Linked DNA regions of Mus musculus: region 2 is linked to region 1. The links are chromatin loops, found by intact Hi-C in ENCODE. Cell type or tissue: heart. All regions are shown on one strand. Links, peaks and the distances in the headings refer to the core of each region. The heading gives the core; the rest is flanking DNA. Region 1 overlaps Fam126a (family with sequence similarity 126, member A). Region 2 holds the start of Fam126a (family with sequence similarity 126, member A).

Region 1 (8,000 bases), core at 1-8,000:
GAATCTTTTTATCATCCCCCCCCCACTTTTTTTTCATCTAAGAAGACAGTACTTAATCACTAAGCAAATTATGACATGGACCACTTTTGCTGATATTTTTGTAACATAATTACAATTCTCTTTGAACTATGTTATCTTGCTTAGCTTTAAGTATCATGGTATCCAATAAATAAAAACATTTTATAAGCCAAAATTATATATAAAAAAAGTAAACTGCTTGCTGTAATAACTTGTGACTGTACTTTCTTTGGGCTCAATATATTTAAACTGTATCAATCTGATTCTTCCATAGAGTACAACATTCTAATACTTTCAAGGTATTTGCTTTTGATAATCATGTTAGAAAATGTAAAAATACATATTACTTCTTATTTATAATTCCTTTTCACAACCTTAAAAGCTTGTAATCTTCTAAAATGTATGTCAAAATAATTTAGAAGTAGTGCTAATTGAAAGTATCCAAATATGTTGGTACCTAAGAGGCTGAAGAAGGGGCCTTTTGAGTTTGAGGCCAACCTGGACTACTACATAGCTTCTTCCTCAAATTTAATCCCTCCCACCTCTGAAAGGAAACTAAACTATTGCTAGCATTAAACATTTAGTATGTGCTAGAGCCACAAGCAGGGTAACGCTCAGAAGCTCCACTTTAGAAATATGATTTTCATTCTTTTTTACTGTCAACACTTTCCTGATGCAAACGGTTTTAAGTGTAAATAACCAAGAACACAAGTGGGATCTATTTCCTATTTTGACATTAACAAGATGAAGTAAGATACGAGGTATTAGATAGTTAAAATATACTCATTCTAACAATGACATGTCAAGTACTAGTGGGCACCTCCCACCTCCACAGGAACAGCAGCAAAACAGACATTCTGTCCGAGCTCTGTAACATGTGCATGCGTTCACGCCTGCTAGCACTCTCAAACTAAGCACATTAATTTCAAGTTGAGAAAATTCAAAATTTAAGTTTTAGAAAAGGACTATTATTTGAATGGCAAATTATCCAATTTAAATTTACCAAGAACACAATTGCTGGATAGCTAACAAAGCAATTCTTATAGAACGAAGTCAACCTTTGGCCGATTTAAACTCAGCCTTTATGTAGCACTTCAAAGTATACAAAATGCTCTTTCCTTACTGCCCCCGTGACTGGACAGACACACAGAGGAAAGGGGACAGAGATGACAACGACTTGGGGGTTCAGTGGATCTTTAGATACTAGCTGACAAAGTTTTCCATGCTCATTATTTGCAACCACTTGCCAGTCCCCTAACTTAATTAGGGGACTTAGATAAAATGGAAGTGTGATTTCAGTAACCATTTCCAAAGAATGGAAAATAGCTTATGTTGTTCCCATGTGGGTAATTTTTTTTAAAGTGGAGGAAGAACGAGTCACAATGGTGTTGGTTGTGGTAAACAAATAAAGACAGGAGTTCCGTTTGCTCTGGGAGAGAGAGCTGTGAGAAGGGAGCCAGGTGAGAAGGACAGGCAGTGAGTGGAATCCCAGTGCCTGCAGCTCTGGGGTCAAGGTTGGAGTTGCACATCTGCCGCTAGTTTCACAGACACTCACATGACCACAGAATGAGGTGCAAAGACATGCTGTGTTTTCCTTTTCTTCCTATCTTTTTTTTTTTAAAAGAAATTATTTCCCTCACCCAATACCAGATCAGGTAAAAGCGTCCTATTATGACTGCCTTCTGAAAGACCCAACAAGCAGCTGAAAGAGTCAGAAGGAGTTATTTGCACCCAACCAATGGGCAGAAGCTGCTGACCCCTGTTGTTGAATTAGGTAGGGAAAGGCTGGAAGAAGCTGAGAAGGGCGATTCTATAGGAGGCCCAGCAGTCTTAATTAATCTGGACCTTCGAGATCTTTCAAATTCTGGACCACCAAACAGACAGCATACGCCAGCTGATATGAGGCCCCCAACACACATACAGTAGAGGACTTCCAGGTCTGTGTCCACTCAGAGATGAAGCACCTAACCCTCAAGAGACTGGAGGCCCAGGGAGATTAGAGGTCAGGTGGGGTAGGGAGGAGGTGTGGGATATGGAGCAGTCGGGGAGTGGATGGGGAACAATGGGGAATGAAATATGGAATGTACAAAATAAATTAAAAATAAAATTAAAACATTTTAAAAGAAAATATTTAAGTAAAACTGCCCTTATTGTTTTTTTAAATAATGCTACTGCTTTTATAAATATCTTAGCTTATCTTTCTTATCAGAATTTTCATTTTTTGACTATTTTTATCATTACAACCTATTTATCTTAAAGTTCCTCTCTTTAAGTGTACTCTTATTTTCCTTCTTCTACCTGCCTTTTATTTTCTACATAGCTGTCAACATATAAGTGCTTTAAAAATCTATGTTTGAAAATATACTTTTGCCTTGAATTACCCATCACCACAAAATCCAGGAAACGACTGGCTTGGAAAGTTACATTATCATCAGATAAATAAGGACATTAGCCATGAGGTTATAAAAAGTCAAAGCAGGAACTGTGCACTCTAAGTCCATTTCCACATTTAAGAGCAGACACAGACACTCATGAGTCATTACAACTTTCCCAGAGACTTGAAGAACTTGAAAGACACAACACTGAACTAAACTGATTCATTACAATATTAAATTCACCAAGTAAAAAATGTGGAGATCAGGTCAACATGCAATTAGTTGTGTAATACATTTCTTTAAAAAGAAATGTTACTGTTACTACTCCACTGTGTTGAAATCAGGAGGAATTATGATCATATGTGAACCCCGGGCCTTCAGGCCACTGTGGTGCTGCTGACAGTGGGTGACTGAAGACATCTGGGTCCTGGAATGCCAGCAAATGTTAAGATGAAAGTAGGTGCTGCCTTCATTAGGATATTTCCCATAGCAATATGAGCCGTGGGCAATTCTTGAGGAAAGAACACCACACTCATTTCAGAGCATCCAGAAGTAATTTAAATGGTCCAAAATAAATAATAAAAAACAGACCATGAGTTTGGACTAGAAGAATAGATTGTACTAATAGTAGAAAAGAATCAATGTGATGAATTGCTTAAATTGAATGTCTTTGTTTGCTATGTGTAATCTTTGATGACTCTGATACACATACAAACCACTATGCCTACACAGCTTACCTGAGTGATAAAAAAGGAAGAAAAGTCATAAAGAAAACCCTGTCTGCCTGCTCAGTGGGAGCAGCCCCCACCCACTCCTTCCTCTAGCCTGATGTAAAAAGAGGGATAGACGGCAGCAAGGACAGGAAAGTGCACAACAACAAGCCAAGGTCAGCCACGAGTCACACGTCCATCTGATGAGCTTGAGAGTCACCTGGGACACTGGCCTCTGATGGATGCTTGTCTTCTAGGTTACAGAGTGGAAACCCACCCACCCTAGGTAGTAGCATGCTCTGCACTGAGGCTAAGTGGTGGAAAGAAGAAGGTGAGCGAGCACTCTCCATATGTCTTCTTCCTAGCTGCCTTGCCTGCACTCCTGCTATGTGATGACTGCACCCTCCAACTGTGAGCCAAAAGAAACCCCCTTTCCTTAAATATGTTTTCAGGGTATTTTTGCACAGCAACTGTGGTGTTTTGAATTGGCGGGATGTGGGTTTATGTATGTATGTATGTATGTATGTATGTATGTATGTATGTATGTATGTATGTATTGTTTTCCTTTGGGGGTTGGTGGCAAGGGTAGAAGGTGGCTAAGAACAGACAGGGAGATAATGAAAATAGGTTCATATATTTGAATGCTTGGTGTCTGGTGGGTGGAAAGGTTTGGGATTATGAAGTGTGGCCTTGTTTGAGATGAGTCACTGGGAGTGAGTGGGCTTGGAGGTTTTAAAGCCCATGCCATTCCCAGTAAGCTCTCTGTCTTCCTTCCTTCCTTCCTTCCTTCCTTCCTTCCTTCCTTCCTTCCTTCCTTCCTTCCTTCCTTCCTTCCTTCCTCCTTCCTTCCTTCCTTCCTTCCTTCCTTCCTCCCTCCCTCCCTTCCCTCCCTCCCTCCCTCCCTCCCTCCCTCCCTCCCTCCCTCCCTCCCTCCCTCCCTCCCTCCCTCCCTCCTTCCTTCCTGCTTGTGGATCAGATGTGAGCTCCCAGCTACTCCCCAGGACCTTGCCTGCCTAACCGCTGCCATGTTCCCCATGAAGACCACGGACTTTTGGAACTGCAAGACCCCAGTGAACTCTATCTTCTATATGTGGCCTTCATCATAGCGTCTCCTCCCAGCAACAGAAGAGAACAAAGCTCAACAGAAAAGATATGCTTTAGTCCTTGTCACATGTGGAAAACAGAAGGAGTCAGGAAGACAGAAGCAGACAATTCCTTACAGTGAGTGCTGCTTTTCCTGCTCCATCCAGGCTCCATCACCACTCGTGCATGGTTACAAAGCCCTAGCCCTTCCTCCCATGGGGATGGCTGTGGCAGAGTGGGGAGATGAGCTGAATGGAGCGCTTACCCAGGATCCCATCAAACACAGGCACTCGCAGTCTTCAGTCATGACCTCAAGTGACCTCGATAGTACTATGCTTCAGAAACATGACAATACAGAATGGCCACTGTGGCTCACGCTGGGATCTACATGTCCTTTCATACTGTTTCTTAAGAAATGTTTTACTTTGATTTTGTTACAGAAAATACAATACATAAAATTTTACATATGAAGAAAATTTTAAATCTACTTTTAAATCGAGATTGTCTATATATTTAAGAAGTATACAATGATAACCATCCTCTCCACAAGAAACTACTGCCTGTTCGAAAGCAGAACAATAATATGTCCAGGCAGAAATCACAGACATGCAGAAACATGGAAACTTCCTGAGCAATGCTTCAGGAACGTGTGGTTTCCACGTGGCTTGGGTGCTGGGTGCTAGGTAAGCCTAGTGTGGCAGTGTGTGAGGCAGGGGACCCTTCAGAAGTGGGGCCCAGTGCAAGGTGTTTAGGGTATTTTGTTACTGCAATAGAAACACAGGAAGCCAGAATAAAGATTAAGACTAACTATCCTTGAGAAGGATGCTGCAGCCTACCTATAAAGAGTCAAGTAAGACTAAGCAAGTACCATTTATTACAGCCCAGTGGATGGGAGTCATTCACATCCCAGAGAGTGAGAACTCAGGCGCTGCAGCCCACACTCTAACTGCTCATGAGTGTGCCTCTTTTCTTTTGATAGTCCATTCTCTTTTATATCCTCAATTATGACACTTTTGCTATCATAAACAGGAGGCACTCAAGTGCAGTGAAGCTGAATAAACATAAAGGAACAGGTAATGCAAGGGCTTCTTTAATGAAGTTGTAGCCTGAGACAGTCTGCAAGGGGCAACCAAAACAGATCCTAGATCCACAAGGGCGTCAGAGACCCAATATATGTAAGGACTCTTTTTTCTTGTTTTGGTCATTTTTTTTCCTACAAAATGTTTCTGAAAAGTAATGTCCATCTTGTTAAAGGATATGTATTTCTTTCTTGAAAATCCAAAACTGCGCGTGTGCGCACAGTCAGTCACACACACACACACACACACACACACACACACACACTCGAGGGAGCTTCAATATTTCTCATGTTTGAATTGTGCAACCCACATTCCCCCACCCACTCCCCATGTAAACACTGAGAAGGAAGGCAGAAGCGCCTGAGAACCCCCTCTTACACGCCTCTGCTCTGCAGCAGTAGTTTGGGAGTGCTCTCGGGGCCAGTGCAGCCCAGTCTGCTGCACCTGCGCCTGCTTTCACACGGTGAGGGGGTGTCCACTAAGTTACTTTCCTTCTATAGTTTATTCTCATTTAACAGCATAACTTCACTGAAGAAATGGAAGGATGTTTGGACTCGGCATGTTTAAATGGATTTTGTATGCATTTTGTAGTTGCCTAATAGCAAATATCACAAACTCTTTTATGACTCCCTGTTGGACCTTGAGGATTCACAGAGTAATTTTAAAAATGAGTAGATCAGCAATGGCCCTTGGTTAAACAGTAACATCACCCTCTTTCCCGGCATATTCTTTCAGAGTGTCTGAGGGGAAGTGGCAAGCCTTCAAGGTCAGGATCAGTTTTCTATGTTACAACCTGTGACATCCTTCCCTTTCCCTTTCCTCTGTGGGCCACCGGAGCGCGGCTATGACGCAGTCTCCCAGGCTGAGCTGCCACTTTCACGGCAGTGCAGAGGAGGAAGAAAGCAGAGTGGGTCTCTTAACCACGTGCACGGAGCACGCACGGGGCAAAGCGGTGCTGACGGTCATTTTTGAGGAAGGTGGCGTTACTCGTCTGACTCTCCTCTTGGTTAGAGAGGAGAGAAGGTATAACAGGAAGAAGGGATGGAATAAGGAGGAGATTAAAGGAGAAGAGAGGGAAGTGGCAAAGCACGGGGATGCATGGTGAATGCACTTAACTTCCAGCAACACTTTAATACAGTAAAATAAAGCAGGTAAGAAAGAAAACTAATATAATCTTGAATGAAAATGAATTTGTAAATCAGAAATGTCTAGTGTATCGACAGCATGGCACTCTTTACCAGGGAGTTCCGACAGAGTGGAAGGTCACTGGTGGGTACTTCTACTCCAACACGAAAAAACTTGCATTGTGATGCCTGACTGAGCAAGAGACTGTCTGCGATTGCATACAGCTACCTAAGATTGGCAACCTAAAGTACCTTCCTGCTCTACTGCAATAAGTAAACTTTAAGTATTCTTCATTCATATGCCTAACACAAGAAGTGTCACACTCTCGACTGTGTCCCTGGATGAGAACCTAGGGGCTTTGTTTACTAGGCTCCGACGGTGCTTTCCTAAGGTTACAGGGTCTACCACCACAGCTGCAGAGCGCCATGGGAAAGAGCCAGCCGTGCTCGGACCCGAGGAGTGCTTACCATGTCTTTTCCACCTGTGACCTCGTATTGACATGCTGGTAACTGCATTTCTTGATATTCTAGAGGAGGTTGGTGTGATCTCCACTTGAATACACCTTGTACCTTCCTTACTAGATTTCATGGCACCATGAGGCAATGAAGCCTTTATTGCATTAGCAACCTACAAGGAAAAAAAATCTTTAAGATTGGTAAATAGATGCATTATTTACTTTTAGATAAAATATAAGGCTAAGCATTAACAAATTCACAAGGAGAATATTTCCCCAAGGTATTTCAATATGATGATACCTAACCCTCCTAAATAGGGGGTAAGAGAGCCAGACAGATGCTTATACTTCAAGACACTATGAAGGAATGCACTTTGTGATTCGTAAATATTAAACTAGGTTTCTTTCTCAGTTGCAAATGCTAACTGACAAAGATGTGTTAGTAAGCTGAAATTCTGATAAGCAGAAGAGAGTATGATCAGTTAAATATCTTAAGTTAGTTTAATTAAATCTCCAAATTTTATACAAGTGCTTTTTGTTTGTTTGTTTTTTGAGACAGGGTTTCTCTGTGTAGTCATGGCTGTCCTGGAACTCACACTATAGACCAGGCTGGCCCCGAACTCAGAGGCTTGCCTCTGTCTCCCAAGTGCTGGGATTAAAGGTGTACACCACAAGCAGCTTATACAAGCATACACACACACACACACACACACACACACACACACACACACACACACACACACACTGTCTTCATGCATGCCAGAAAAGGGCATTGGATTCCATTAAATATGATTGTAAGCCACCATGTGGTTGCTGGGAATTGAACTCAGGACCTCTGGAAGAATAGACAGTGCTCTTAACCATTGAGCCAACTCTAAAGCCCCATACAAACACATTTAAATGTGATATTTCTTATTAAAGGCATTTCATATGCTATGAATTACTTCTCAATGCATAGTTTTAAACTAAACAATTATAAGTTAAAAATTGCATAATTAAGTGCAGAACCTACCAGCAGAGGCTCTGGATACAATTCTAGCTGGGCTCTGTATATAATGTCATCCAGTGCTTTCTGAGCTAGATCCCATTCTCCATTGTATCTGCAAAATATGGGAGTTAAAGCATTATTTTTAATTTATCCTATATAACAAAACAA
Region 2 (16,557 bases), core at 3,351-11,350, 53 kb after region 1:
GAAACTTGGTGGTGGGTCTCATTAATACAGATGTTTGTCTTAATAGTTATAGTAATCAAAGCACTATGGCTGTGTTGACAATCAATTTGGTTTAATAGACAAGTATAAAATAATTTAAAAAATAGTCTCCAATAATATTAAGTTTTATATTAATAGAACAAAATGTTGCTTTATCACTGCATAAGAAGCTAAAATTGGTACAGCAAAAGTTTTTATGTTGGCTCCACTCAAAGTGCTTGAAAGTTCTATAAGGACTGTTAATCTCCAAAGTATTTTAAGCATTTCTGTTGTTTCTGAAGGAAGTGATTTTTTTAAAAAAAAATTAAAGCCTGCTCAAATTTTTTTTTACCAATAATTAATTTGTGGTTGGTAGAATTCCAATTCAATAAATCAGGCTATATTATAATTAATTCTTGGAACGTCTATACTATGAAGACATGGAGAATTTCTGTTCCAATTGCTGTTTTACAACCAACTCAGTCTTATTTCCATGTTGCTGCTGACCTTTCTAAGGAGTGACCTAATACTGCAAAACATATTTATAGCTCTCATGGAGAAAACAACATGTTTTACTCTTAGTTTCTTAGTCTTTCTTGGCTGATCCTTTTTCTAAAATCTTCTCAACCTAGCATTAACTAGTGAACTGGCACACTGTAGATGCTCAAGAAAAGATGAGTCTATAAGGTAACTAATATGAAATCAACCATTTGGACAACCAAGAATGTGGTCCAGCATTTAACAGCATCAGAAGACCAACTCTTCCAATTCCAAGGCAACTTCCATCCTAAGTCACTCTGTACCGACATTCTAATGCAGCAGCCTCATCTATTGCATCCAGCTACTTGCCATCAGTTGCTCCCTTAATCAACCCTGTACCAGCTAACTTTGGTTTTCAGCATAAACTCCCACAGCCTCCGAGGTAGCCAGTCAGCCAGCTCCTCTTCCAGGTTCATGCTTTAACTTTGCACCGTCTCCTCCTTCCATGCTGAACTACCTTGACCTCACAGATGATAACACTCTGGTTTTTATCATCTATGTGACTGTTTTCTGTTTCCTATGCATGACTAAGTAATCTGTTTGACTTGCATGTTTTGTTTTGTTTATTAGATTTTTTTAAAAATTTACATTACAAATGTTATCCCCTTTCCTGGTTTCCCCTCTGACAACCTCTACCCCATCCTCCCTCTCCCTGCTTCTATGAAGGCGCTCCCCCCACCTATCCACCCACTCCTACTTCTCCAGCCTGGCATTCCCCTACACTGAGGCATCAAGCCTTCACAGGACCAAGGGCTTCCCCTCCCAGTGGTGTCCCACAAGGCCATCCTCTGTTACAACTGCAGCTGGAGCCATGGGTCTCTCTATGTATCCTCTTTGGTTGATGGTTTAGTTCCTGGGAGCGGGAGCTCTGGGGGGGGGGGGCTGATTGGTTGATATGGTTGTTCCTCCTATGGGGCTGCAAACCCCTTCAGCTCCTTCAGTCCTTTCTCTAACTCTTCCATTGTGGACCTCATGCTCAGTCCAATGGTTGGCTGTGAGCATCTGCCTCTGTTTTTGTCGGCTCTGGCAGAGCCTCTCAGGAGACAGCTATATCAAGTTCCTATCAGCAAGCACTTTTTTTGTTTGTTTGTTTTCTTTTTTTTTCTCTTATTTTTTTTTATTACGTATTTTCCTCAATTACATTTCCAGTGCTATCCCAAAAGCCTCCCACACCCTCCCCCCCCCCCAACTCCCCTACCCATCCATTCCCATTTTTTGGCCCTGGCGTTCCCCTGTACTGGGGCATATAAAGTTTGCCTGTCCAGTGGGCCTCTCTTTCCAGTGATGGCCAACTAGGCCATCTTTTGATACATATGCAGCTAGAGTCAAGAGCTCAGGGGTACTGGTTAGTTCATAATGTTGTACCTACAGGGTTGCAGATCTCTTTAGCTCCTTGGATGCTTTCTCTAGCTCCTCCATTGGGGGCCCTGTGATCCATCCAATAGTTGACTGTGAGCATCCACTTCTGTGTTTGTTAGGCCCCGGCCTAGTCTCACAAGAGACGGCTATATCACGGTCCTTGCACCAATCGCTTGCTAGTGTATGCAATGGTGTCATCGTTTGGAGGCTAATTATGGGATGGATCCCTGGATATGGCAGTCTCTTGATGGTCCATCCTTTTGTCTCAGCTCCAAACTTTGTCTCTGTAACTCCTTCCATGGGTGATTGTTTCCAATTCTAAGAAGGGGCAAAGTGTCCACACTTTGGTCTTCCTTCTTGAGCTTCATGTGGTCTGTGAATTGTATTTTGGGTATTCCAAGCTTTTGGGCTAATATCCACTTATCAGTGAGTGCATCTCATGTGTGTTATTTTGTGATTGGATTACCTCACTCAGGATGATATTCTCCAGATACATCCATTTGCCTAAGAACTTCATGAATTCATTCTTTTTAATAACTGAGTAGTACTCCATTGTGTAAATGTACCACATTTTCTGTATCCATTCCTCTGTTGAAGGACATCTGGGTTCTTTCCAGCTTCTGGCTATTATAAATAAGGCTGCTAAGAACATAGTGGAACATGTGTCCTTGTTATAAGTTGGAGCATCTTTTGGGTATATGCCCATTAGGGAAATACAAATCAAAACAACCCTGAGATTCCACCTCACACCAGTCAGAATGGCTAAGATCAAAAACTCAGCAGATGCTGGCGAGGATGTGGAGAAAAGAGGAACACTCCTCCATTGTTGGTAGGATTGCAGACTGGAAACCAGTCTGGCAGTTCTGCAGAAAATTGGACATAGTATTCCGTGAGGATCCAGCTATACCTCTCCTGGACTTGCATGTTTTAGGTTCTGCTTCTTGCTCCACCCATTTCTAAACCACTGTCACCTTCCCCTCCATTCCCTTAGCAAGGCCAACCTCATGCTTCAGAATCCCCCAGAATGGTCTCCCCTCATCTAAGTCTGTGTGCACTCTCAGGACAATGCCGTCACTCCGCCTAGCACTCTGTCTGCAGCACCCAGCAGCTTACAGATCACTGTGAACTCTGACATCCTGGACAGAAGGGTAAGCAACACATGCAGCTGGCTCAGAGAAGTCTGAGTGGGAACTTCCTACAGCAGATGGGGAGATGGGCGTGGATACTGTCAGAATCAACACTCTAAACTCTTCAGTTATATTTCAAAGTCAGGAGTTTAAAAAGTTCATAACTGTTTGCCCATTAAGCACTTTTAAATCTTAAATTCTTCTCTTAAATTTGCTAGCCGACACATTCCATCATTCTATTGTTTTTGTTTTAAGACAGGGCGCCTCAGTATGTGGCCCAGGCTGGTCTGATAGGCTCAAGTACTAGCTTCCACCTCAGCCTCCAGACTAGCTGAGACTGACTACAGACATTCATCCTAGTGCCTGGCCCTTACACAGACATAAACAAAAATAAATATAAATCTTTCAATAGCTGAAACTCAACAAGATTTTCATAGAATAAATTTAAGAACTCCTACATACTGTGTTTATTAAGTCAAATACAAATTACTGGATAAATTCTTAGCATGAGAATGAGAAACTAATAATGTTCATCAAGTAATCAAAAGATTCATTGTTCAAGAAAACGCCAAACAAATTTAACATTTACTACTGAATGCTACATTGACACAAAGCTCGAAGAGAACAGACATTTGGACCATAGTGAAAAAGCACTATGTTTTCCAAACTCATAGATCTCTGATGTACAATACTTTAACAGTAACCTTCTTAACAACATACAAACAGGACTTGGGAGTACAAATTAATTTTGGGACCCAACAAGTCTGGGTCTTAAGCTTTACTTTTGTCTGGGCACATGGTTTAAACTGTTAAACATATTGTATATGTTGTATACAAATCAATCTTAGTTTTCCCATCTCACCTCACCCACTTCAGAGTCATCTACTACTATCACTGTATTAGGCAATACTCATTAAGAGGAGCAGAAGAGACAATATCGACACAGAAGAGACGAGGAATAATTATGATGGGGGTACAAAAATATAATTATACAAAGAAGAGAAACAATAAGGTTTCACGTACGTGATCATGTTTATTTTTCAATAATAAGAAAAGCAAAAGGTATCTAGTCAGAAACATGCTAGGGAACTGATGTAAAGTGCAAGGACTGGGCAGATGGATGGCTCAGTGGGTCACGTGCTTACTATATGAACTAGGATGAGGATCTGAGCTCGTCTCCAGCATACTCAAGTAAAGACTGGCATGCCTGCGATCTCAGTGCTGGAGGTGGAGACAGGAGAATCTCGAGGGCTTTGCTAGCCTACCCTAATGGACTAGCAGCAGATTCAGCAAGAGACCCTGACTCAAAAAGTAACATAGAGAATGACTAAAGAAGCCTACTGGTGCTGACATCGAGCCTATGGGGGGTTGGGGGGACATATGCAATGCACAGACAACAGAAGCTGTGATTTTAGACAAAAATTGTCTTTCAACTCCCTACACTTAACTTTAGCTGAGACTTAACATCTGAGTCCTATTTTAACTGTAAAATAGGAATGATAATCCCTATTTCATAGAGTTTACAATTAAATTTAAAGTACTTAGAAAAGACTTAAGCCCAATTTGAGATCTCCACAAACACATTTATACAGCTCAACTATTTTCAACCTGCCAAGGGCAGAAGGAAAAGCTCCTCATGTCCTTTGCTCAGACTCTCTCTGTATTCAGAAAACAATGCACTACAAAGCTTATGGGCCGGGAGAATGGTGCACTATGAGATCATCCTCATACATGTCAGAAACAGGCGACTATCAAGAAACTTTATCTCCAGAACAGCACCAGAGTCTACTGGAGACGTCTACAACCACCCATCAACAGGTTAAAACAGCGACACATGCTCATCTCAACATTCTGAGGGCATGTGATCAGATTTAATATCACACCTCAAAAAAAAAGACAAAAGAGCATTTTAAAAACAGATCTTAAGTAAAGTTTTTGAACGTCTGACTATGTAGCCCTAAAGGTTTCTTGTGCACCACGGATTGTCGTCTTGGGATTGTCTAGCCTACCACAGGGTTCATTCTTGGAGAAAACAGATTCCTCCTCTCACAAACACCGACTAATGCCTGTAGCTCTTCCTTCATGGAAGAAACCTCATGAGAATTCCCCCATCCACACTTGACATGTCACTTGGTACAGTTATGTTTTGGTCTGGTTTAGGAAACCATATTGTTGCGATTTCCTGGTGCACACGTGATTTCCATCATATATGGAAGACACTTGTATAGCAGACATTCCAGCTCTGTCCTCTGACTCCTAGCAATCTTCCCATCCCCTCTTCCATGATGTCCTCTGAGCCATAGGTGTGGAGGATATGTTGAAATGCATTAACTGGGGCTAAGCACCCGGGTCATAATCAATTGCTAAATGTCCTTCCTCCATTCAGATAGGCAGCCTAACTCTGGAGGACTAAAAAGAAGCCTTAGCAGCACTTGCATTTCAAAAAGAAGCAACAAACTGCTAATTCCCGTCCAACACAACCCCGCCCCCCAAAAAACCCCTGACAAAGCCTTCCACAGTGATACCACAGGTCTTCTTCTGAAGAACCTCTGTTCTCACAATACTAGGATGCTCTCTTCACTTTTTTGTGGACCTTTAAAGGGCACTTTAGGAAACCAATCTTGGTACTACTGATAACTGACAATTAAAACAAAGAAATACAGTCGTCATTATCTTGTTTCTTATTAGAGATGTTGCCTTCAGAAATGTATTTCTTACTGATCACCGTTGTCTCCGGCTCCCCAAGGACTAACTAGGATTAATCACCTCATACCCACCGGCAGAGGTTTTGCCTTGACGCTGCTCTTTATTCATGCATGCACAAACATGAAATTCTTTCGACCTATGCTCTACTGTGGGGGGCTTCTTATAAAAGACTTACTTTACATGTCTGAGTGTTTTTTTCTGCAAATGTGTGTGAAAAACACGAGTGCCTGGTGCCTCTGAAGGTCAGAAGAAGGCATCTAATCTGGAACTGGAGCTAAGAATGGTTGTGAATAGCAACCATGTGGGTACTAGGAACCAAACCAGAGTCCTCTGCAAGAACAAGTGCTCTTAATTACAGAGCCAGTTCTCCTGCCCCTCAAGTGGTTTTTCAACCATGTTCACACATTAAAAATATCTAGGAAATCAACAATATGTTTAAAAACATAAACTTTACAGGAAAGTATCCAATACCAACAGAAAGTGTTCCCTAAGAATCAGAAGGAAACAAAGGATACAAACAATCTTAGGAGGTGATATGTGGGTTTGTTATTTTAATTGTGGCAATGATTTTATAAATATTAACATATTAAATATTAAGTGTCACAATTGAAATATGTATGTATTATACTTCAGAGAGTTCTTGTTTAATTAAATGCTGTTGTCTAGGTCCTATCCTGCCCTTGCTGGAAACAGGGTGGGGAAGGTTCCTTCTGAGAGTAAAAATTTTAAGTTCTGCAAAATACTATATGTGGCCAAGACAGAGAAATGCTATTCCATAGCCAGCATTTTCTCCTTTCTTTCCTTCCATTTTCTTGAAAAGTCTCACTCACACATCTCTACTTTATTGCCATAAGTAATCTTATGACTGGTTTTGGAGCTACACTCTTAAAAGTCACCTATGAAGATTTCTTAGGCTTGATTACAAATAGGCAACAGGATGCTGAATAAAAGTGAACTAGAAGATATACTTAAACTTATTGTCAAAATTACACCATTCTTTAAAAATGTAACCAAAGGGGATTTTATAAAATAGAAGAATAAAAACAAACAAAAAAGTAGAAAAAGGAAAGCAGGGTCCTTCAGTATGGCTCTGGTGGTAAAAGCTCTTGCCACCAAGCCTGATGAAAGGAAAGACAGAACTCTGTCTGCATTGACCCAACCCAGTCTCCACCTGGCATGCATACCCAGAGACTGTAGCTACTGATTATTAACGGGATTTCTAATTTGTTTCTGGAAATAATGTTAATAAATCAAATGACTGTAAAATGAGTCAATTGTAGAGTCTGGTTTCTAAATACATGCTGGGCTTCCCCCTTACTACTAAAGTGAAATTATCTGAATACTTGATTTTGATACCACTCCTGACAAAGAAACCTTTCCCCTTTCTTGTCCTTCAGTGTACTTCAAAAACGTGATACAAAGAGTCATCTTATAAACCTTAAAATGTATTCACCTAAAGGGGAAAAGTGGTCACAAACGATCGGGGGTGGGGGTTGGGGGGAGGAGGCTGGTGCCATTGGCAACAGAGCAGTCCTAGGAAAACACACCTCCCAGAACTATCGCATTGTTTCAAGGTTACCCTAATCTTTGTGGCTTTATGTAGATAAAAGTTGTAACAACTGAAAACCTCAAACTGCAACGCGTGGCATGAACCACAGGGCTGGCACATCTCCTGCAAAACCTACCTTGTTACCCAAAGGACACCCAGTGTACAGAAAGCCAGTGTTACCCTGCATGCAACCAGTAGCAGTCTCTGTATCGCAGCAGCACTCCCCCTACCTGAGCAGTGGAGCCGCTGCCCGCGTGCAATAGCGTTTTATCCCAGAAGCGATTCAGTGCAGTGCAAAACCACTAGGGCCAAATTCTTCAGGAACCTCTAAACTCTAAAGGTACAAAGCAAACACATGCACGCTGCAGGGCAGAGACCCAGTTTTGCTGAAGCTTGCAAACCTGGGGTGTTTTCGTGCGGGGAGGGGGGGGGCAAGGAAGGAAAAAAGAACGAAAGGAAGAAAAGAAAGAAAAAAGAAAGAAGCTTACAAAAAAACAAAAACAAAAAACCGTTCAGTGGACAGAAAACCCTGTCGATCCTCGAGGGCGGTCACAGCAGCCGCAGAAGAGGCAGAACTCCAGGGTCCAGCGCGGCGCAGGCAGAAGAGGAGCTCTCCTGGTGGTGGACAGACAGACCGGTCTGGCACTCCGAACCCCCAGCCCCACGGGATTCAAGACCCGAGCGAGCACCGCTCTGAAGAGCACCGGGTCTGCGGAGCCAGCGTGGGCGGCGAGGCCAGGCTTTGGGCGGCGCGGACGGGTGGGCAGTGGCCATAGGCTACGGTGGGCTCTGTGCTAGGCCGACCCTGGGGCACCCCCAGCTCATCGCCCAACCGGGAACGGAGCCTCGTTCACAGCGGGCAGCCGGCCGCGGCCAACTTAGGGTTCTCGGGCCGCGCCTCGCGCGGGAGCCGTTACCCGCAACGGGCCGCCGCCCCAGGACGAAGTCCTACCCGCCGCCGGCAACAGCTTCAGCCCCGCTCCTCCCAGACCAAAGAAAGTTCTCGGTCTCCCGGCGCCTCAGGGGCCGGCGTACGGCTCGCGGCAGACTCACCAGAGCAGCTCCGGACCTACCGCGGCCTCCCCCCACGACCACGGCGACCACGGCGACCACGGCGACCGGGCGACTGCGCTCCGCCGGCAGCCGCGCCACCTGCCCCTCTCCTTCTAGCAGCACGAGTCCGGGCGAGCCATCTTCCCTCCTCTCTCTGACTGACAACCCAGCCCGGACAGCCGCCACTGCCGCCAGCCTCTCTGACAGGCACCACCAGAGACCCGTCCCCAAGCAGCCAACCACCACCGTCCCACACTGGATCAGCCTATCACTGACCCCCAGGGTGGGCCCAGAACAACTTCTCCACCAATGAGAATCTGAAACTATTGATGGGGGGGGGGCGATTTGAGTGGGCGTGGTCTGCGCGATGGGCGTGGTCCGGGAACGCCCAGGGGAGACGATTGACTGTGTGGTTAGTGGTGACAACTAAGAAGTTCCATGAAGGTCTCAGGATCTCTCTGAGCCCTTTAGACCTTAAGTCTTACCAGATGCTTTAAAACGTAATCAGAAAAGGACAGCAAGCTGATATTCAATTACTCGAATCATTTCCCAAAAGTATATCAAAATTTGACCGGATTCTGGGGGGTGTGTGTGGGGTGTGTGTGTGTGTGTGTGTGTGTGTGTGTGTGTGTGTGTCTGTGTGTGTGTGTGTGTGTCTGTCTGTCTGTCTGTCTGTCTGTCTGTCTGTCTGTGTCTGTGTGATTTCGGAAATAGCAATTAAAATACTACCTTTTCTTATGTTCATTGCTTTTGACTTTAGCCTTGAAAATTTCAAATATGGTGTCTAAAAGACAACTGAAGAGTTAAAAAAAATATTACTGCTTTTGCACCCATGTGGAAGCTCACAACCTCTATAACTTCAGTCTCAGGGGATCAGTAGCCCTCTTCTGGCCTCTGCCCTCATCCAGGTACACATGCACCTAACACACACACACACACATAAATTAAAAGAATTTTAATAGTAAAAGGGAGGATGGAGAGTTGGCTCAGAGCTTAAGAGCACTTGCTGATCTTCCAGATGAATGGGGTTCAGTTCCCAGCACCCACATCAGGACTCTAGTACAGCAGATCTGACACTTCTGGCCTCGAAGGTATCTGCACACATATGGTACACATACATACATACACACTCAGCCATACATATATACACATTAAATAAATAAATATTTTTCTTTAGAAAAAAATTAAGTATATTTCTCTACTTTTTTCCATAAGCCATTTTTCGTCTTCCACACCTACTTATCCTACAGATAACGTTTTATATATATATATATATATATATATATAGCCAATACAGCATATGCTCCGAGCTCCCCCTATTACAACCCTCTCAACTCAAATCTGGTTGAATTAGAAAGAAAGAGAGAGAGAGAGAGAGAGAGAGAGAGAGAGGAAGGAAGGAAGGAAGGAAGGAAGGAAGGAAGGAAGGAAGGAAAGAAAGAAAGAAAGAAAGAAAGAAAGAAAGAAAGAAAGAAAGAAAGAAAGAAAGAAAGAAAGAAAGAAAGAAAGAAAGAAAGAGAGGAAGAAGGCAAATTTCAACCTGGAAGAAAGGAAGTCATTCTAAGTTAATGCTAGAGATGACAAAATGTCTCCCAAAACACTAAGCAAGTTTTTAAAACATACCAAAGAAATAATAAGCACATATTATATACATATACACATACACATATACATATATATATATTGAACATTGTATATACATATGTATATACATACATGAAGTCAACCAGGCCATGTTGTTAGGCTTCATTAAGCACATTGCAAAAACAAGATGATGGTGTTAAATCCAACACAACCATGCCCAATGGGCAAAAAGAACACAAGGCAAGAAAAATGAAGAGTTCCACAGGGAAGATGTCTGAGTCTATCTGAAAAGATGGGTACATCTGAGATGAAAGGGCAAGCCTCTACTCCCAGCTACCAGCACATGTTTGAGGCTAGCCTGGGCAACTTGGTAAGAGCCCATCAAAATTATTTTTACAAAGGGCAGAGGGTAAAGTTCAGCTGTAGAGCACCGGCTGGTATGTGCTAAGCCCCAAGTTCAATATTTAGTACCAAAAAAACCAAATGTTTTAAGTCAAGGGCCATTTCAGAAAGAGAGCAGCATGCCCTAAGTCACAAAGTGGCCAGGAAGCACAAGAACGAGTGTGGCGAAGGGTGAAAGGTCACACACCAGCTTACAGCAAAACTAGCTATAGGCATGATAAAAGATGCTTACACCAGCACCATTCACAGTGGGGCCTGCAATGCTGGGAGTGGTCTCTATGGCATTGTCCAAAATGGCAACAACTCACTAAATCTGGGTATTGAGCACTTGGGATAGGGTATGGTTTGGGTTTTGGTTTCTTTTTGTAGAGAATCTCTTCTAAGCATCATCTGTCAATAAAAAATGTCTATAGCCAATGAGTTGAGGCAGGAAATAGGAGGTGGGGCACTGGCAAGATGAAAGAGGATTCTGGGAAACAGGAGAGGTATAAAGAAGAGATTCAAGGGAACCGCTGAGGAAGATGCTAAGGAAGAAGCAGGTCTGGCCTGAAGGAGAGGTAACTAGTCATGCAGATAACATAGGATGGTGTGAATGGGTTAAATGAGTTATGAGCTCGTTAGAGAACAAGCCAAAGCATATGGCCAAGGCATTTTATAATAAGTAATTAATCTCAGAGTTGACATTCCAGGAGCAGAGGCTTCAGGAAAAAAAAAATGGATTTTTTTTTTTTTTCAGAAAGGGGAGATTCACCTGCGAATATGTGGTGAGATGGATGCCTGGCACCTGAGCACAGGTAACCAGCCATGTGGCAGAATGTACATTCAAGTAAATGGGTTAATTTAAGTTATATCTAGCCAGAGAAGAGCCTAACTATATGGACAAGGTATTTGTAAATATATTTTGTGTCTGAGTCTTATTTCTGGGAGGATGGGACTAGGAAGAAGAACTAGACCTAACTTCTACATCTTAAAAAATTTATTGGTGTGTGTGTGTGTGTGTGTGTGTGTGTGTGTGTGTGTGTGTGTGTGTGTGTGTGTGTGTGTATGTGTGTGTGCATGTGTGTGTATGTGTATATGTGTGTATGTGTGTGTGCATGTGTGTGTATGTGTGTGTGTGCATGTGTGTGTGTGTGTGATACATGTGCATAGGTGTGTATGTGCTGTGGTATAGAATTGTTTCTCTCCTTCCCTCTCTATATGAGTTCCAGAGATCAAACTCAGGTGGTCAGCCCCTTATGGCAAGTGCCTTAAAGCAGTAAGCCATGATGCCAGCCCAGGAGCTCTGGTTTTAATATAATTTTAATAACCTAGGGTTTATGTTAAGTGTGGGTGGAGGTATTTGTTTGAGGCTTTTAGGAAACATGGTTTCACTGTGTAGCCTTGAGCTGGCTTCCTGCCTCTGCTTCCAGGAGTCCACTCCCCTGTGCCGCTCAATGTGGCCAATATAATGTTGCTTTGAAGGTAAGAATTCAGGCCAAGTGTGGTGGCACACGTGTTTAACCCCAGCACTTGGGAGGTAGAGATAGGTAGGTCTTTGAGTTCAAGGCCAGCCTAATCTACAGAGTGAGTTTCAGCAGAACTGGGGCTACACAAAGGAAATCCTATCTCTCCTCTGTTCCTCCCCCCCCACATTAATTTAGAAACAGTTGTGTCTATTGTGACAGGAATCTTCACAGACCAACCCTGTCTCTGGCAGAGAACTGACATGATCATTTCTGTGACCCTGGGACAGATAGACTGTGGTGAGCCTGCCCAAGGCACAGAGACAGGAAGATCCTCCTCCTGAGAATGACCTCATCATCAAGGCCTGGGGAGTGGGGGTGAAAGGTCAGAGAGAGGAAGAAATCCAAAGACTCAGCTAGGTCATCAACTAGATGAACAAGACAATGTATAAGACACTCATTCCATCAGTTTTACTGCCCATTGGTCATGCTGGTCACTGATGCCCTGATTAAAGGAACCTACGGAAAGAAGGATGGGAAGTGGGAGGAGATCTTAGCTTCTTGAACTGTCCAGGCACTTGATACATCACACACAACTGAATGTTAGAAACCTACAGCACAGATAGCTAAATAACAATCATGAAGAGTCGATGGTAAATGAGATGACACAATCAATTCATTGCTTCCAGCAGAAGAGGAGCAAGCCCTTCAGTGAAAGATGATGAGGGAGGAGGGAGGCTTGTGCAGGAGGTATCAGCTGGGCTGGGTCCTGAAAAACAATGGGAGGAATTTGAATCAGGAGAAAAAGTCAGAGGAGGAAACTCCTGATATGTCTGGGAAACTTAAGAGAAGTGGGCCAGCACAATCAGCGTCTGAGGGCACTGGGTTCAGTACGGCACATTGTACCCTGAGTACAAGTATAAGAGTGAGAAAGATAATATTCTCCCTCTGGTCTCTCTCTCCTCACTAGAATCACTTAGGATGCTTTCCAAAAATACTAATGCTCAACCAACCCAACTGGAGAATTGGGGAGCAGGGATGAGGTCAAGGGTATAACATCGGAGCATCTGTCTAATGCTAAATTCAGACTGTGTGGATGGACTGACCAGAGAGACAATGAAGTCTAAGTATACTTTAAAGACGTTTGTTTTCTTCCTTCAGGAAGACAGGACATAGTATGCTGCCAGACTTCACTTCCTCTTCTACAGTCACCAGCCAATACACAGTCAGCATGTGCCTTCCTCTAAGTCAAAATCAAACCAAAGAACACATTGCTGTTTGCATCTACTTTGCACCACAACTTGTACACATTAGTTTCTAATAATAAGAGTCTGATAATAAGTTAACTGCTACACAGAACCATTTGTATTTTAGTAGCAAAACGGCAGAGGGGAGGAAGCCTAAAAGAACATTCTGTTTTAAAGGGGAAATGCTTTCAACCCACTATATAGAAGTCATCGTATTTCAGGCCCTTCCTGCTCATCTCACCCAGTCTCCAGTGTCTGTGGGGACAAGTTAAGACTATTAAAATGGTTTTACCATCCTGACAGAGGGTCTCTGAGAAGGCCAGTTGAGCATTTCCCTATGGTACTATATCCCAGGAACTTCAAGAAGAGGGGTATCTAAAATATATTTCCATTAAAGTTGCCTGGAAACAAGAAAATGATGTGACTTTTTTAATGAAAAGAAAGAATTTTATTTTGAAAACTGTGGGAAAGCCAGGCATGGTGGCACACACTTCTAACCTCAGCAGGAGGGGGAGGGGCAGGAGAACCACCAGAACTCAGAGCCACTGTGAGTACCAGGTCAGCAGGGGCAGCAAAGTGAACTACTGCATGAAACAACCAAACAAACAAAAGGCAGTAAGTTTTGCTTCAACAGTGTGTTAAACATATTACAGTCTAAAACTTAGTGTGCCTAAGAGGTAATTCAGGGTCTTTACAGTGTCAGAGGCTGAACCAGATTCCCATGGGACCATGTGACCATATGACCTGGGGCAGCAAAACTTAAGAGGTGACTCTATACTTGCACCTTTTAAGATCTTGAATTGACAATTGGAAGTTAAAAATCAATCACACCGTGGGGAGTTAAAGCTAAAACATCAGGGAGTAAAGACTTCAGAAGGCAAAAGAGGGACAAATTAATGAACAAAGTGATGTTGGGAGGGAGAGACGGACCTGTGCAGCAGAGGGCACAGAAGACAGGCAGAGCAAGTCACTGTCATGAAGATGGGGGCACCTAAGACCTGTACCCAGAGACCCTGAGATAGTCTGTTTCCTGTAGCTGTACTGGATCAGTCCACACAGTCCCACCCTGTCTTTGCATCCCACATCTGGGAGGGCCATCTGCAGTTACTCACACAGCCCCTAAGATTCCCATCTCCATCATGTACAGCCCTCAATACAACTCATCCTGGTTGCTTTGGGAGAAAGCAGTAAGTGGATTCCCAGAACTGTGGCCTGTGATATGAAATACATCTGGGGTTTTTCCTCATTCCTGGTTAGTAACTCTTATAATCCTGGTATTTGCCCTTTTGATTTTGGTTCTAAGGCAACTTTGAAATGACATGAGAGGGATAAAGGAGAAAGCCAGTCCCTTGTCATGCTGGTGTGGTTCCCTGGGACTAAGTTGCAGGCTTCAGCAAAACCATTCTTTCTGACCTCGTAGCTTTCATTCGCCTGTTCCTTTCCTCCCAAAGGCCAGCCATACAAATTAGAAACGATCTCTAGTCTTTCCCTGCTTTTCAGTCCTAGAGCTGGCCGTAGGGACATACTCTTACATTCCCTGTCTCATAGCAGACCCTTAGACCCCCATTTTGGAAGGATGTTGTCATACACCTGGGAGAAAAGAGTGCCGCCCAGAGACACCAAGAGGAATCTGAACAGACAGGCTTTGCTGGGTTCCCCCCTCTGTCTGTTAGCAGTAGACCATGCCTGTCCAGTCACACTTCTACATGCCATGACTTCAGTCCATGCTTCAGTCATGCTTACGCAACAGACTCCCATGAGAACCCAGAAGGGCAGGCTTCGGGAACGTCTGGACTGAACGTGTGGAGGCTTGCAGAAGTCTGAGAGAACTCATGCACCCAACTGCAAGGCACAGAGGCTCCTGCCCTGGAGACCAGAGACACCTCCCATCCAGGCTCGTGCATCTCTTTGTCTACCTGCTTATCTGTTTGGCTTTAAATATTCATAGGAAACTAGTAGGCATAGTAATATTAATGTTTCCCTGGGCTCTATGGGTCTTTTAAAGCAAATTAGTCAAACCTAGGAAGAGGTTATGAGAGCTCCAAATGTAAGTCTGATAATCAGAAATTTTGAAGGCCTGTATTTTTTCCTGGCATCTGAGCCTCTCAGCCTTAGGGAGGAAAAAAAAGTCAGAACTGAGGTATAGTAGAAAACGCTCATCTTGTATTTGTCACACAGCTGCTTGCTGGCTTGCTGGCGGGGAGAAGTCCTCACACATTTTGGGATCATGGGGGATGATCTGTGTCATGGGTGTGTAGAAGGAAAACCTGAGTTGTTCTGTCTCTTCAGATGGGTAAGCTAGATGGATCTCATTTTGCAAAGAGAATTTACTCTTCAATGTTCCTTATACATATTCCTAGAAATAATATCCCAGGGAAGAAGAAGAGAGCAAACTCCAAATCTTAAATGGAAAAGAAAAGACCAGTGCTAGGGTGCAACTCAGCGGCAGAGCATTTGTCTGGCACACGTAAAGCCCTGGGTTAAATCCCAGGGCAGTAAGCACTCTTAAGTTAAACTGTCATCATAGGAATTTGAAAGGGAAGAAATTACTTTCTCTTGTCTTTTAGGAAAGGAGTTCACCTCTGTCATACTTATTGATAAGCCATAAAGATACGTCTGAGAATTCAAATGACTCACTCCTCTCAAGTAACTGAAAATGAAAATACCCTTGTTATCTCCTAAGATATGATATTAGCCAGTGTCTCCCAAAAGAATTATTGTTGAAGGAGGACTATCATGTCTCTTTTGTAAGTTGTCTCTTTGGAAATATTTTGTGATCTAGTAAAAAGACATTTTCTTCATCACACTAGAAAGGTATGAAGCTTTATAATAACAGTTATAATAACTGTGACAATGTCACAGTTTCACAAGAAGACAAACCAGCATTGCACAAACATGGAGAAATCACAACCTTTGTTTCTTCATACGTTTTCATTTTACTAAGTGTTCTAAAAGATGTCTCATAAAAGATTTATTTTATTTTTAATTATGTGTATACATGCATGTATGTGTCTGTGTGTGGATATGGGCATGTGTGTGCAGGTGCCCATGGGGGCACTGAATGGCCCTGAAGCTGGAGTTAAAGGTTGCTGTGGGCAGCCTGTGGGTGTGGGAAATAGAACTCAGGTCCTCTGCAAGAGCAGTGTGCATTCTTAACCACTGAGCCATCTCTCCAGGTCACAATGTTAAGTTGTATAATCAAATAAGAGGAAGTACAAATTATTTTTTTTAAGATTAGGCAAAATCAGACTGTACATTGCTGGTTGTTAATTCTTCCTAAGTGAACTTCCATTAAACATTCTTCCTTTTTACTCTTAGCCAATGCATTATTCAAACTTCTCTAAAAGGCACTCCTCCAGCACTCCGGAGGCAGAGACAGAGGCGGGAGGATCTCTGTGAGTTCCAGGACAGCCAGAGCTACATACAGAGAAACCCTGCCAGAGAAGAGAAGAGAAGAGAAGAGAAGAGAAGAGAAGAGAGGAGAGGAGAGGAGAGGAGAGGAGAGGAGAGGAGAGGAGAGGAGAGGAGAGGAGAGGAGAGGAGAGGAGAGG

Evidence for each region. Peaks named below come from ENCODE experiments on the same cell type or tissue, not always from the same donor. Only the 100,000 strongest peaks of a DNase experiment are listed, where the experiment ranks them.
Region 2: it touches region 1 in a loop (2.1-fold over the local background); 2 of 42 quality-filtered maps call a loop at or near these places.

What each region holds. Positions count from the first base shown.
Region 1 is chr5:23,972,631-23,980,630 of GRCm38, forward strand. It overlaps Fam126a (family with sequence similarity 126, member A), which reads right to left. Exons shown (of 11, transcript NM_053090.3): 9 at 7,857-7,944; 10 at 6,858-7,017. Among named protein-coding and RNA genes, the nearest start is that of Fam126a, 54 kb to the right of the region's middle. In heart, for the core only: no CTCF peak of the experiment used is centred there; no DNase peak of the experiment used is centred there.
Region 2 is chr5:24,022,148-24,038,704 of GRCm38, forward strand. Fam126a (family with sequence similarity 126, member A) reads right to left here and starts at 8,543. Exons shown (of 11, transcript NM_053090.3): 1 at 8,332-8,543. In heart, for the core only: a CTCF peak has its summit at 7,533; DNase peaks (open chromatin) are centred at 7,494 and 8,544; H3K4me3 peaks cover 2,228 bases; H3K27ac peaks cover 2,068 bases.